Regions from separate parts of the Homo sapiens genome. Here region 2 is linked to region 1. The links are chromatin loops, found by intact Hi-C in ENCODE. Cell type or tissue: GM12878. All regions are shown on one strand.

The links. Hi-C counts contacts between places; a loop is a spot of excess contacts. Peaks named below come from ENCODE experiments on the same cell type or tissue, not always from the same donor. Only the 100,000 strongest peaks of a DNase experiment are listed, where the experiment ranks them.
Region 2: a loop joins it to region 1, with 3 times the contacts of the local background. A loop is called at or near these places in 2 of 110 quality-filtered maps.

The regions. Positions count from the first base shown.
Region 1 is chr1:211,694,334-211,702,333 of GRCh38, forward strand. No RefSeq gene overlaps it. Among named protein-coding and RNA genes, the nearest start is that of NEK2-DT, 23 kb to the left of the region's middle. RefSeq lists an enhancer at 926-1,425 and a silencer at 4,633-4,692. In GM12878, a CTCF peak has its summit at 4,339 (motif pointing right); DNase peaks (open chromatin) are centred at 1,028, 1,365, 3,238 and 4,398; H3K4me3 peaks cover 284 bases.
Region 2 is chr1:211,982,093-211,990,092 of GRCh38, forward strand. It overlaps INTS7 (integrator complex subunit 7), which reads right to left. Exons shown (of 20, transcript NM_015434.4): 8 at 5,794-5,911; 9 at 584-718. Among named protein-coding and RNA genes, the nearest start is that of INTS7, 49 kb to the right of the region's middle. In GM12878, no CTCF peak of the experiment used is centred here; DNase peaks (open chromatin) are centred at 3,689 and 4,779; H3K27ac peaks cover 2,329 bases.

The sequences.
Region 1 (8,000 bases):
CCTGTTTTGTTCCGATGTAATTACCGGTGCATGCAGCCCCCAGACACGTACCCCCCACTTGCTCAATCAATCATGCCCCTCTCATGTGCACCCCCTTAGAGTTGTGAGCCCTTAAAAGGGACAGAAATTGCTCACTCGGGGAGCTCGGCTCTTGAGACAGGAGTCTTGCCAATGCCCCCGGCCGAATAAACCCCTTCCTTCTTTAATTCAGAGTTTGAGGACTTTTGTCTGCGGCTCATCCTGCTACAGCATAAGCCGCCAAGCCCGACCATAAAACATGTTTTAAATTAGAAGATGTTCTTTGCACTTTTGTTTTTCTGGAGGAATGTCATGGTACACAGAGTGAAGACCTAACTTAAGGAGGCCTTGGAGCCTGTCAAGCATACAATGATTCAGGTCTGTACCGGGCTGTGGCACTGCCTTCACTCCCCTCCACCCTGGGCAGAGGCAGAGGGCAGGAGAATCTGGTGAGCTGAGGCCACATGTCCACCTGGTGTGGCTGGTGTGGTCCACACAGCTGGAATGATAAAAGCACCGCACTCATCCGTGCCAGGCCCGGTGCTACTCATGCTTCTCCTTCACTCTTCACCACATTCCCAGGACTGAAGCATTGGTTTATTCCCATTTTCCAAAAAAGGAAACTGAGGCTCATAGTGTTTAAGCCTCAAGCCTCAGGCCACCATGAATACTTCTCATCTGCAAAAGAGAACACCCAAATGTGCCCACCCACCCTACAGATTCTTGGAGGTCTGGCTCACTTATCTCCAAGAAAGCCCCCTCTGGACCATCCAGAAGCCACGAGATGGTAACAGTGCTTCCTCTGCAGGGGCTCTGATCGACCTTGGGTCTGCAAGGGGTAGCAGTCAGGGGTCACCTGAGCCTAGCTCAGTGGGTGTGCTCCTCACACTGCATGACCGCATGCTGTGGGTGGGCCTGTGCACATGTGTGTTTGTGCACACAGAGGAAACGAGTGTAGGCGGGGATCAAGGTCATTTTTACAAACAGAAAAGCTGCAGCATCTCCATAACTCAGCTTGTGGGCTAGACAGTCACCACAGAAAAAAGGAAGCCAGACCAAAACTGAACCACTGGACTACTGCAAGCCCGCCCCAGCAGGGAGCCAGTGCAGGACCCCTGTGAGAAATGGGAACTCTGTACTATCTTTATAGCTTTTCTATAAATCTAAAACTCTTCAAAAATAAAGCATTTATTAACAACAATGACAACAAAAGCATTGACTAAGCTCTGTGAACTGAGAATTTTGTTCTTTACCAAATGGGGATTTCTAACACATCTTTTCAAGTGGTTTGGCAGCATCTTGGAGCTTCCCATTGCTAACAGCGTGCTAATGACAACTGCCCTTAAAGGAGGCCTCCTGCAGAGCGCCCGCTGCCCCCGTGACCCTCCTCCAGCTGTCTGTGAGATAAGAGTAGTGATAACATAGCTGCTCTTGGAGGAGCATTGTGTGACGGCCAAGGCCCAGAGGCCCCGAAGAGGAGGCACTGTTACCATCTCTATTTTACAGATGAGGAAACCCAGGCTCTAGAGGGTGAGAAAATGCCAGAGCTGGACCTACAGTTCTGCCTGATTCCAAAGTTCAAATCTTAACCACTGCTAAAGAAATAAAGCGGTATATATACATATATACATATACACACACACACATACATACATACATACATATGTATATATATATATATACACACACATATACATGCATACATATATATATATATATATATATTTTTTTTTTAATTGAGACACGGTCTCACTCTGTTGCCCAGGCTGGAGTGCAATGGTGCAATCATAGTTCACTGCAGCCTCAAACTCCTATACTCAAGCAATCCTCCCACTTCAGCCTCCTGAATAATTGTGATCACAGGCACACACCACCATGCCCAGCTAACTTTTTATTTTATTTTATTTTTGTAGAGGCAGGCTCTCGTTATGTTGCCCAGGCTGGACTCAAACTCGTGAGCTCAAGCAATGCTTCTACCTTGGCCTCTCAGAGTGCTGGGATTACAGGTGTGAGCCACCATGCCTGGCCTCATATATTTTATAAATATGAAGGCTCTCTGTACCTCATCCCAAAGGGTGTGGTTTATTACCATCTCTCAGGATTTTACACACTCAGGAAACCCACATACTTCGAGTTCTAGGAACCAAACCCATAGGCCAGAATATGGCTGCCCTCCAAAAAGTACTGTGTGCAGTCTTTGTTGTGAAGTGCCTTCTCAGGGTGGCCCCAAGGTTTTCCCAGACTCTTCCATATTGGTGAGGTTCTGTGTGTCTCCAGGGCTGTCAGAGCCCTCATGCCTCAGCCATCCCTGTAAGGGCAGGAGGACAGGCACAGACAGGTAGACACTGACTCCCTTTCTACCTAGGTCACATGGCACATGGCAGGGCAGACAGGACCACATCCAGACCAGGGCTGTGGTCACCAGGGAAGTCCATTAAACCACTGCATTATGTGACATTCTCTAGAAGGCACCTGGGCAGGGAGGCCAGGGCAACTTAGGTTTAGGGCCAGGTTAACTGCCATGGCTTTTGGGGAGAGAAAGTGACCTAAAATATATAGATACAGGAATTTAATACAAATATGACAGCACACACTTGAATATGATTTGTAGGTTCTGACAACTCAGATGAACCTGGCTTTTCATGAAATCAGCGCTAACCAAAGCGGGCATGTATAGCAATGGGAGCCCTTTCCTTCATCCCAACCTAGATCATTCCCTAATCCCTTTTCTATCCCATCCCACTCAGAACTCAGCTCTCAAGAAGCTCAGTTTCATGATGACCTTGAATTTAATCTACCTTCCCTCGGTGCTTTAAGAGTATTTTTTCTACACTAGATTGATTTACAATGCCTTGTTTGTTTCTTTGTAAGCATTCTTGAGCCTTTCTCAGGCGTCTATGTCAAGGCTTTACCTAAACTAATTGTATTGGGCCACAGCTGTGCACAGGGTAACCAAGAATTCTGGTCTCCCTGGGACCATCCCAGGTTTCAAGTCTGGGCAAACCTCTCAGCCCCAAGAAAACCAAGAGGGTTGGTCAGCTTAGCTATGAAGCTCCTCTTCAGAAGCCTTTCCAGCTGGTCATAGCTAGAGCAGTATTGTCAGTAAGTGGTGTAGACCCTCACATGTGGTCCTTGGAGAGCAACAAGGTGTCCCCTGGGAGCTTATTAGACATGCAGACTCTCAGGCCCCACCCGGCCCTGCTCATCAGAATCTGCTCTTCAGCACAGTCCCTGGGGGCTCCTATGCTTGTCACAGTGGAGAACAGCTGTGCTGGTGGGGAGACTTCCTGCTGAGAAACACAGTGTGGATGACATCTGCTTTTGAGGCACACTTCCAGGGGAGTCCCCCATTTGAACTTAGCCCAAAGCTTTTGGGAAGCCAGTAAAGCACTAGACTAGACCAATTTGAAACCATCCTAACTGGGGCAGAGATCAGTGATAGTCTCCAACAAGGCTCAGGAGGGCTGCAGGCATGTAGGGCACCCAGCAGAGCCCCCACACAGGCCTTTTCTCTCTGAGAATGCAAGGGAAAGAGAGGAATGGCCTCATATCTGCTCTAATTATACATACATATATATATATGTGTGTGTGTGTATCTCTATATATACACATTATATTATATATATACATTATATTTTTTATATGTGTGTGTATATATATATATATATATATATATGAAATTTTTTTTTTTTGAGACAAGATCTCAGTGTTGCCTAGGCTGGAGTGCTGTGGAGCAATCACAGCTCACTGCAGCCTTGACCTCCAGGCTCAAGCAATCCTCCCACCTCAGCCTCTCCAGTAGCTGGGACTACAGGCACTCGTTGCTAGGCCTGGCTAATTCGCTTTTATTTTTAGTAGCGACGGGGTCTCACCATGTTGCCCAGACTGGTCTCAAGCTCCAGAGCTCAAGTGATCCTCCTGCCTCAGCCTCCCAGAGTGCTGGGATTACAGGCGTGAGCCACTGCCACGGGCCTCTAATTTGCATATAATGACAAATGATTCACAGGTGTTGGCACCTTAACTATTGTTAGCTAGAAGTTATTTTTGACACCTCATTTCTGATCTTAATACCCTGCAGTTCTCAACTTGGGTGTTTATCAGAAGCTCTATAGAGCTTGTTGTTGTTGTTTTAAAATGCCTGGGGCACACCTCATACTTCCTGATTCAGGGTCTGTGGTGAGGGTCCAGGTTTCTGTAATTTGGGGATGTCCCCGGGTGGTTCTGAGGGGCACCCAGGGACAAGGCCACCAGGAGAGGATCCTGCGCCGCGTTCAGCCCTGGCCTCTCGCTGCCATGCTGCCTGTAACCAGGTGGGGGCGCCCTCTCCCTCCTGGAGCTGAAGGGACAGCGCCGCCGCTCACCTACCTGGACCCGCACGCTCTTTTTTGCAGAGGGAGGGAGGTGTGGTTTATGAGTCTGGACTCCGGAGAACTCAAACCCTCGGGAGGCCTAGAGACTGCGCAGTGTCCGGATATAGAAATATTGACCCCGTTACTGAAACAGTAACAGCAGACTGCAGCTTTTCATGCACAGAGATGTTCCCGAAGGTGCCACGGGGCCTGTTGGCCCAGGCCTGGGAGTGCTTTCTCAGAGCCCTTCACTCTGCACTTCAGTTTCCGCCCCCCGCCCCCCGTCCCCCGCCCGCTATGACTTGACTTTGAGAAGAGCTCAGGTGAGGTGAAGGCTCAGTGCAGGACTGTGGGACTTTTTCTCATAAAGTGTCATGAAAGCTCCTCCTAGGAGCCTTTGTGGACACAGCCTCCCCTACGGTGCCCTTGGGGCTTTAGAGGTGAGCTTCCAGGGGCCGGGCGACCCGCACTCCCTTCCCTCTAGACCAGATGGAACTGAAGGCGCTGCGGCTGAGGAGCTGCCTGTGGAGCACAGAGCGGGGCACAGCGACAGAGAGGGCAGGCAGGGGGCCTGGCTCCAGCCCCGGCTTCCTAGGAAGTTGTGACCCTACGGCCCTCTCGGGACTCAGCTGTCCTTTCCATGTAGGATGGGTTGGTGCAGGTGATCTCCGCCTTGTGCTCTGGCTTCAGCAAGCCGTGATTCCCCGAGTGCTTTCATGTGGAGAAGGGTCCCTGTCCGCTAATGCCCCGGCAGAGAATACACGCAGGGCACATGCGTGCAAACAGACTTAGGACCCAGGTTCTGAGGAGTACGTTCCGGAAAGCTCATCTGCCCTTCTTCCCTGCTGGAGGCACAGGCCACTCCCACCCCAGCAATGGTCCCAACACTGGGGACTCTCACCCATCAATGTCCTTGATGTGCCAGGCACTGTGCAAACTCTTTGCACATGAATCTCACTCCACCCTTCCCACAACTCCATGAGGAAGTATCACTATCCCCATTTTGTTTTATCTTAGTTTTAGAAGACAATTTTTATGTCAGTTTAAGCTATCAAATGTACCAGGTCTGCTGAAATGTATAATTTTTGCCTTTTTCCCTGTTGGACTAAAATAGGGCCAATTGTGTCACCATTTGGCTTATAAAGTATCAAGCATTTTTCCATTAAGAATGAACAGATCACCGGGTGTGGTGGCTCATGACTGTAATCCCAGCACTTTGGGAGGCAGAGGTGGGCGGATCACAAGGTCAGGAGTTCGAGACCAGCCTGGCCAATATGGTGAAGCCCTGTCTCTACTAAAAATACAACAATTTGCCGGGCATGGTGGCGTGCACCAGTAGTCCCAGCTACTCGGGAGGCTGAGGCAGAAGAATTGCTTGAACCTGGAAGGCAGAGATTACAGTGAGCCCAGATCGCGCCACTGCACTTCAGCCTGGGTGACAGAGCAAGACCCTGTCTCAATAAGAAAAGAAAGAAAGAAGGAAGGAAGGAAGGAAGGAAGGAAGGAAGGAAGGAAGGAAGGAAAGAAGAAGAAGAAAAAAGAAAAGAAAAGAAAAAAAGAATGAACAGATCTCCCCAGCACTTTGGGAGGCCCAGGCAGGAGAATCGCTTGACCCCAGGAGTCCGAGACCAATCTGGGCAACATAGTGAGACCCTGTCTCTACAAAAAAAGTTTAAAATTAGCTGGATGGGGTAGCACATGCCTGTGGTCCCAGCTACTCAGGGGAGCTGAGGAAGGAGGATCTCTTGAGCCTAGAAGGTCCAGGCTGCAGTGAGCCAAGATTGCACCACTGCACGGCACTCCAGCCTGAGAGATAGATCGAGACTCTGTCTCAAAAAAAAAAAAAAAAAAAAAAAAAAGATGAACAGATCTCAAGGTGGGACCAAATTAAGATTGGATTTTAAATCATCACCAAGTATTTAACACCTCTTTATCACATAACTGATTACCCTTAGAGGAAACTGAACTCTTCTAGAACATCAGTTACAGGCATGATTCAGTGTGACAGTGCATCGCAAAACAATGAATTCTAGGGTTTTTTGGTTGGGTTTGGTTGTTTGGCTGGTTGGTTTTTGTTTAGTTTTGTTTAGTTTTGTTTTGTGGGATTGGTTGTTTTGTCTGGTTTTGTTTGTCAAAAATTCTGGACATAAATGGCTCAAGATTTTGCTTAAAACTGCTGGAGCATCATCAATATATATTATTTCAAACTGCACCCTCACCTGCCCCACCCACCCTTCAGCCTCTGGGAATGGGAGTTGGGTGCTGGATTTTGAGGTCTGTGAAAACTCTTGAACAGTGAGATCTGATGAGCTTCTAGACTACAGAACACATGGAGGTGCTGGAGGGTGGGTGCCCAGAGAGGACGTGGAAGCCCTACCCCCTGCCCCACCCCTACCTCGCCCTATCCATCTCCCATCTAACTGTTCCTGAGTTGTGTCCTTTATAATAAGCTGGTAAATGTAGTGTTTCTCTGAGATCTGTGGGCCATTGAATCTGTGGGCCATTCTAGCAAATTATTGAGCCCAAGGGAGGGGGCCATTGGAACCGCTAACTTATAGCTGTTTGGTCAGAAATACCTGAGACCCAGACTTGCCATTGGCATCTGCAATGGGGGCAGTCTGGTGGGACTGAGCCCTGAAAGTGTGGGATCTGACAGGAGCTGCAGCTTGATAGTGTCAGAATTAAATTGTAGGACACCCAGTTGGTGTTGGAGAATTGGTCACTGGGGGAAATAACCCAGACCTCTGGTGTCAGAAATGTTGTGTGGGTGTAAAGAAACTGTTTTTCTCATCTACCCAAGACCTTGTTTTCTGGCTAACTCCTACTTGACCTTCAAAACCCAACTCACGGCTCACCTCCTGGGGATCCTTCCCTGATCCCCAAGGTGCGAGGTAGGTGGTGCTCTTACGTGTGTTCCCTGAGCACAAGCACATGTACTTACCTCTGTCAAAGCACGGAAGACACTAAATGGCCATGATCAATTTTTTTTTTTCTCTCTGAGTCTTAGAGAGCAAGACTGTGTCTTAGACAACTTGGGATCCCAACACCTGGAACACAGCTTGGCACATCACAAATGGGTAGTTTTGGTTTGTCAGTTCGATTACCTTGTATAGAGCCAGCGCTTGGAATAGCATGAGGTGTGGAAAGGAGCTGACGTGCTCACCTCATCAGTAAGGCGGCACAGCATGCTGGCACTAGTATGGGCTTTGCAAACAGTCAGACTTGGGTCCAAATCTCTGCTTTACCATAACTCACTAGTTGTGTGCCTCTGGGCAAGTGTTTTAACCTCTCTGAACTTCAGTTGTCTGGACAAGCAACCAGGCGAGTGAATAATGTAACTTGCGATAAGGAGGAGGGAGGAGCAGGTCTGGGGAGGAGGATGTCATTCCTGCAGCCTTCTGACTGGAAACTCCTGTAGACAATGGATAGATGATCTGGGAAGAAGACATTAGAGATCTGGGGTCACCAACAGGTAATGACAGTGGAAGCCACAGAGGTGAGTGAGGAGGAGGTGTCTGGAGGGGCAGGTGGAGGGGAGCCTGCAGGGTAGAGTGAGGTGAGCAGAGGGTCACAGGCGGACAGTCACCAGCGAAACAGAGTGTGCGGGGAGGGGGTCTCTATCTTCATGACTTT
Region 2 (8,000 bases), 290 kb after region 1:
TGGAATATCCAAAATGCATTTCTTGTTCTTGAACACAAGTCAAAAGATGTTAGGTAGACAACAAAATATGTGCATTATTTTCCTTGCATGTCCTCCTTGATTATGCAAGTCAGTTTAATGCCACATATACCTAGAGTAAATTCTGTGAAAATTTAATTCACATTGGTCTGTGAATTCACTTGCCTCTAGGTGAAACTATTTGTTATTTAAGTCCCTGGAGAACCTAAGTAAATTTTCTAGGTTTTTGTATAAGTGAACATACCACCTTATACAAAAGGGGTAGAGTCCTAAGCAATCTTTATCCACCATATATGCACCATATATGCAAAGGTAAGCAGTGGAAGGAAATGGGCAATGCTCCATAAAACCTTTCAATTCCACTCCCAAGGTCTTCATCTCTTTATTATTTTTCACAAGGATAAAGTAGTCTTAAGAACACATGCTCTAAGAACACTTTGAAAGGAGTCAATTTGTAGATCAAGGCACACAGGCTAAAAATAAGGGATTAAAAAAAAATCAAACAGAATTCTGTCCAAGGTCTAAACCAAAGTTTATACGTAATATCAGTCCTGATCAAACTTACCCTTTTCTTGACAAGAAACAGTTATATTAGTTAGGACTCTAACTCCATGAGCTGCAATGCCCCTGTTATTATGGTAACAGCACTCTTGGGCTAATTTGACTAAATCAGAAGATCTGGGAGAAGAACTCACATTTCCTAAAAAAGCAGAGAAAAGTAGTAGAAATTGTAATTCAAATAGTTCAAAAGCAGTTCAGCTCATAGGTTCAATTTTCTTAATTTTTGAGAAAAGTCTCTAACAATAAACTTCAACAAAATTTCCTACCACAATCCCACTATCAATACATATCAGCATTTCTCTCCATTAAGGTACTTGAAATAGGTATGTGCCAACAGTTTCGTAATGACTAAGATCTAAAATCAACGTATAATTTCTTAAAAAATATTAATAAAAATTGACTAACAGTACAAAAGCCAAAACAACTATCCTAAGAGTTCAAATGAATTCTGATTAAAACAGGTATCATTATAGGCCTCTTGTCAGACAAAACCATACTTTCAAGATAGGAGAGAAAAGAGAAAAAAATTTAAATTTGCTTTTTTTTTCCATCTCAGATTGCTGACACACATTTATACCTCATATGAATTCGTGATTGTAGAGCTGGAAAGAATTTTGGGATCATCTGATTTAACACACCCTATTTTTACAGGTGGAATCAAAGCCCAAAGCCCCAAAATTTTAAGAATCTTGCCATTAAGTTCATAAAACTTATCAGTCATGTTCTAATGCCCCTGTTATTATACTCTTCTGCTTTATACCTTAAATTCCATGCTATAGATTGCAGCAATTTTTAAAATTCACATTTGAAATTCTGGAATGCAAGGTTCATGTTGTAACTATTGTAATTTACAGTAGAGAAGCCCTCAGTTATAACTGAATAAGCTTCAAGAAAACAAGGAGATTAGGGCTTGTTCAACTACTTAAAAGAGTCTCCCATTCCTGTCTTCTTTTCCTCTGCTTATTTTTCCATGATTCTCGTCAACTTCAACTTTGTTTCTCATACCAAGGGTGACCGTATTTTTTGAGGCTGAAAGAGACGCTACTAAGAATTACAATAGACATAAACCATGAATATCTGTGGTGACATGGGACCTATGGTCACTTTGTTGATTTCTGGTTTAATATAATACAAGTTTAAGAGAGAGCCTCAGTGTTTTTTGGGTTTTTGTTTGTTTTGTTTTGTTTTTTTTTTGAGACAGAGTCTCACTCTGTTGCCCAGGCTGGAGTGCAGTGGTGCGATCATGGCCTACTACAGATCACAGCTCACTATAGTCTCAAACTCCAGGACTCCAGCGATCCTCCCACCTCAGCTTCCAAGTAGCTGAGAATACAGGTGCATGCCACCATACCTGGCTAATTTTGTTATTTTTTTTTGTAGAGATGGGTCTTGCTTTGTTGCTCAGGCTGGTCTCAAACTCTTGGCTTCAAAAGATCCTCCCATCTTAGCCTCCCAAAGTGTAAGCCACCATGCCTGGCCCCTTCAGTGTTTTTAAGTTAGGCAAAACATTAGAAAGATGAAACTATATCTTTATTTTTTCAAAACTGTGGAAATTGTATTTCCTCTATTCTTTTTGTCCATGTGATATGGACAATGCGGAGTCATCTATAAATTTACAAACATGTTTTATAACTTGTTTTTTCTTTGTTTTATTCCTACCAACACTCACCATAGAAAACTCAGAAAAAAAACCCAGAAAAATCCAAAGAACAATACAAAAATCATACCAAATTTCACAAACCAGCATGACCTTACTGTTAATTTTCTGAAATATTTCTTTTAAATCTTTTTCCCCCTATGTACAACAGTACAATTTAAAAACTCACATATAATCAGGATATGTAGATACTGGCCAATATTCTGCTTTTAAAATCTAATATTTCTGAGCCTTTTCCTATGTTTTCTAGGAATAAGATTATTTTTAATTTAATTTTTATTTATTTAGTAATGATTTTCTAAGATAAACTCACAAGGCTTACAAGGTACAACAAAGAGTAGAAAATGGTAAAAGGCTAGTGAGAGAAAAGTTTTCCTCCCCCACCCAATGTTATCAGCTTCTTGTGTATCATTCCAGAGTCCATAAATTTACAAGCACATTTATTCCTTTCTTTCTTTTTCCTTTTCACATACTGTTTTCCATCTTGTTTTATTTCTCTTTAAATATTGTATCATGGAGACTGCTCCGTGCCATATTTTCTTTTTAGTAAACTGCATTGATTTTTATTGCAGTGATGTGTCATAATTTCTTTGAGTCCTCTATTGATGATCTTTTAATGCTATTACATCCTCTACTAAGAAATAATATTTTGCTATTATATAAAATGGTGCTCAGAATAATCTTGTATATATGCCATTTCTCAATGTGTGACTATGTAAATAAGATAAATTCCTAGAAGTGGAAAGTCTGGGTTATCTGTAATTTAATGAGTATTTCCAAATCATCTATGTACAAGTTTAATAATTTATATTCGCAGCAGTAATGACTGCTTACCCACACCCTTGTCAACACACCATGTTTATCAAACTTCTAAATCCTTGCCAATCTGATGGATTAAAATTATTTCAAGTGTTGTTTTAAGGTGCCTTTTTCTTAAATATGTCTGATATTGAACATCTTATATATTTGAGCCATTTGTTAGTGATGATTTAGACATACTAAATTTAAGTTTGCTTTTTAAACTACTTTTGGCTACATTGAAAAAACATAATAAACGGAAATAAAGATTTACCATTATTTATGGAAATAATGTAACTTTGGAAAATCCTTGATTTTATTTTTTATAAATATTATCTATTTATTTAAGCCTTTGCTTAATTCCATATATAAGCCAAAATTAACAAACTTCAATAAAAGGACAAATACCTAGCTTGAAAAGTGTTTAAGTATTATAACCCAACATAATGCTAATACATGTCTTTGGAATTAAAAAATAAAGAAAAAGAAAGTTATTGTGCATGTAAGTCAGTTTGGTACAAAAAAGAGAATTCTGAGTCAGACCGCTGAGTTCAGGCCTAGGCTCAGACACTTCACAACTATGTGAACTTTGGACATACCGTCAAACCTTTGTGAGTCTCAGTTTCAATACTTATAAACTCCTTTGCATATGCCTCACTTGAAAGGCTACTTGTATGGGAAAGCTCTCATCTATTATATGATTAAGACTTTGTCTATCACAGCTCTTTCAAAGTGCAATGTTGGTGAAGGATGTTAACTGCAAGCTAAGAAACACACTGGGTGATTTATGCAGAAAAAGAATACATTGAAAGCACCCTAGGTATATGGTACGTTGTTTATAAAGAAGGCTGTGATAATTTCTCACATCCCTTGTGGACATGCTCCTTTACCATGTGATCTTCCAATTCCATGTGACTTGCTTTGGCCAATAAAGCATTGGAAAACAGGCTGCAAGCAAAAGGTTGACAAATGCTTTTGTGTTGGTGGCTTGCTTTCTTTTGGCTCCAACCAACATCCTGAAAACAAACCCAAGTTAGCCCACCAAGAGTCACATGGATAAAAACTAAGGTGCCTCAGCAGAAAGCCTTTCAATTTCTAGCATGTGAATGAGGCCGTCTTAGACCATCCAATCCTGGTCATACATGACCATAATCACACAAGTGACCCCAAGTGAGGCCAATAGGACTGCCCACCTGAGTACAGTCAAAATGGTTGATTGACATAATTAGAGCAAATAAAAAGGTCATGGTTTTAAGCTACTCGGTTTGGGGTGATTTTGTTATGTAGCAATAGATAACTGATAATGTACTTCAGAGAATCACTGGAAAGCCTGCAAAACTAATAGAAAAACAAGGTCAGAAAATAAATAAGAAAAACGCCAGGGAGCAACCAAGACCACAGCCCAAAAGACCATGCATGGAATTAGTCCAGTGAGGACACAGCAGCCATTGTTACTGATTATTTCATGTCACAGCTTAACTTCTGTTACAGGGTACCAGACATAGCAAACACCCACTGCTAGAGTATATTCTGGAAACAAATGTTGCTCTGTCATTGCTACATCACCATATCCCCATTCTCTCATATCCCTACTTTCTTGTTGTTACTGGCTCCCAATTCAGTCTGTGGCATGGAAATGATTAGTTGAGTCCAAGCCACATGTAAGCACACTAGCTGGAAGGGAGGTGTGACAACGGAGTATCAGGTCTTTTTAGCTTCCTATTAAGACTTACGTGGCAGGGAATTCCCTACACCTAGAAAGTATCATATACTATGCGGCCATAAAAGGGACAAACAAATGTACATTACAGTTCTTTAATTCAAACTAACTGACTACAAAAGGAAGCAATAGAGGTTCCGCAAAACTTGCATTAAAACAAAACAACCAGCCTGGGCACAGTGGCTCATGCCTGTAACCCCAGCACTTTGAAAGGGCAAGGTGGGTGGATCACTTGAGGCCAGGAGTTTCAGACCAGCTTGGGCTGAATGGTGAAACTCCATCTCTACTAAAAATACAAAAATTAGCCAGCCATGGTGGCGGGCGCCTGTAGTCCCAGCAACTCGGGAGGCTGAGGCAAGAGAATTTCTTGAAACTAGGAGGTGGGGGTTGTAGTAAGCCAAGATCCCCCCACTGCACTCCAGCCTGGGTAACAGAGTGAGACTCTGTCTTAAAACAAAACAACAACAACAACAAAAAAAAACCCAAAATGACAAAAAAGTTTAGCTTTAAGTCTGTTAGGTAAGCAAGCTCCTTACCGGGCATTAATGAAAGCATTTTAGAGTTAATCATCTTGAATAGGTAACTAGGAAAGTGTTATTGGGCTGGAGTCAAGTTTTATTTTAATTGTTTTCCAGAGAAATAATATGCACCTAAAAGGAAGCATATGACATTTGCTTTTAAAACTCACTACTACTTGACCTTTGAAATGTACTTAAATTCAAAGGGCACTTTGAGTCAGAGATACACAAAAGCAAACCAACTATTTTAAGCATCCTCAAAAATATTTTCACCCACATATAATTCAAAAAAAAAAGGACAAACCTAGAAAAATATATTATTGACTTAAGATCAAGGATGCGAGATGTTGTTATCATAGGCATTAGTTAAGAAATCATGTTCAAATAAATCACTAGCATGCAATGGAGTATGAGATTTTTTTCCCTGATGTTAAAGCTTTATAGAAGAAACAACCTGAAACATAAATATGGATAAAGGAGTTAGCACATTATTTATATGGTATCTCCTGTCTTTTCCTTACCTGGAACTATACTGAAGTAATGTTTGATGGCGATGGTCCCTGATAGTGTGGAAAGGACAGACAACATCCCTAGTTTTAAGCTGTCATAAGGAGTCTGGAGGGCACACTCACAAAGTGCCTGGAATGCAGAAGAGAAATGAATATAGAAGTTAAAACATCAATATACTTCTAAACTGTCTACTCCATTTACATTTTCTGGCTTTTAGAAAAATTATATATTAAGGACTTTTTTTCATGTTAAAAAACTTAAATCGAGGCCAGGTGCAGTGGCTCATTCTGGTAATCCCACCAGTTTGGGAGGCTGAGGTGGGAGGATCACTCTAGCTCAGGAGTTTGAGACCAGCCTGGGCTCAAAGTGAGGCCTTGTCTCTACAAAAATTCGAAAAATTAGCTGGGTATGGTGGTACGTGCCTGTGGTCCCAGCTACTTGGGAGGCTGAGGCAGAAGGATCGCTCAAGCCCAGGAGGTCGAGACTGCTATAAACCATGTTCACGCCACTGCACTCCAGCCTGGGGGACAGAGCAAGACCCTGTCTCAAAAAAAAAAAAACAAAAAAAGCACTAGGTCAAACTTCCAAACTCTTTAGGGGAGCCTCAGGAGGCAGGATAACTAAATGTAAACTATGTTGATACATAAAAACGACACTAGGGAAAAACTAAAGAATTATGAATAAAGAATGAACTTTGGTTAATAATAACAATGTATCAATATTGGTTCATTTATAACAAAAGTACTATACTATTGTAACATGTCAATAATAGGGGAAATGGTGGGGGAATGTGGGAACCCTGTGTACTATCGTCTCGATTTTTCTGTAAATGTAAAACTATTCTGAAACCCCCACCATATTTTGCTTAGGAGAGATATGAATATTATTTCATATATGTGTAATTTTTAAAAATAACAGGGAATATGGAATTCTATCTGGTTTCTAAGTGAACAGAGCTATCTTCCTCCCATTTCTGGCATTTACTCTACTCTTGACCAGGTAGTTTGAAGTATTACCAAAAATAAGATGCTAGTTTTTCTTTCAATGCAGTGAACTATGAATACATAATCACAGTACAGTGACTCTTGCCTTATCCTTTATCACATGATTCTGTATCATATAACTGCATGTAATATAACAAGTCAAATAACTGTTTTGTTAAATTAATTTCCATTCTCCCACAAAGATAAAGGTTCAGAAAATAAGCAAAACTTAAAGTCTAAGGAAAAAAGTTAAAAATAACATTTCAGAAAGGGTTAAAATAAATTTAATATGACCATCAATAAAATTGTCAACAAAACTGCAGGATGATTTAGATTATCTGATTTTAAAGATCATGTGGAAAAATAAAAATCAGAAAACATCCAGAAAAACTGGCAAGGAATAGATTCAAATATATACTAGAATTTAATATATGATAATGGCATTTTAAATTAAAGATACCAGTTAATCAAAACTACAAAGACAATTAACCAGTCATTTGGTAAAATAAAACTATATCCCTGTTTTTTTTTTTATGGCAAATAAAAAACCAAAACTGTAAAAAGTACTATGAGGTAACATGGAACAATACAAAGTAAAAAGATAATTGGCAAACCTAGAAAAACATATTCACATCATATAACATCAATTAAGGACCAAGAACCTTAATATATAAAAAGTTCTGGCTGGGCACAGTGGCTCACGTCTGTAATCCCAACACTTTGGGAGGCCGAGGCAGGAGGATCGCCTGAGGTCAGGAGTTCGAGACCAGCCTGGCCAGCATGGTGAAACCCTGTCTCTACTAAAAACACAAAAATCAGCCGGGTGTGGTGGTGCACACCTGTAGTACCAGCTACTCAGGAGGCTGAGGCAGGAGAATCGCTTGAACCCAGGAGACAGAGGTTGCAGTGAGCCAAGATCGCGCCACTGTATTCCAGCCAGGGCGACAGAGCAAGACTCCGTTTCAAAAAAAAAAAAAAAAAGTTCTTACTAATAGGCAAAAACTCAATAAAAATTTGGTATTTCATAGAAAGAATGTAAACAAATGTCTTTTAAATAGTCTAACCTCATTCATACTTTGAACATTTTAAATTAAAATGTGTCACTTTTTACCTATCAGATTGACCAAGGTTAAAGTTTGATAATACATAACACTGAAGAATATGGGGAAATAGGTGCTCTCATTGTTGTCAGAAGAGTAAAATGGTGTAAATCTCTTTGGTGAGTCATTGGTATT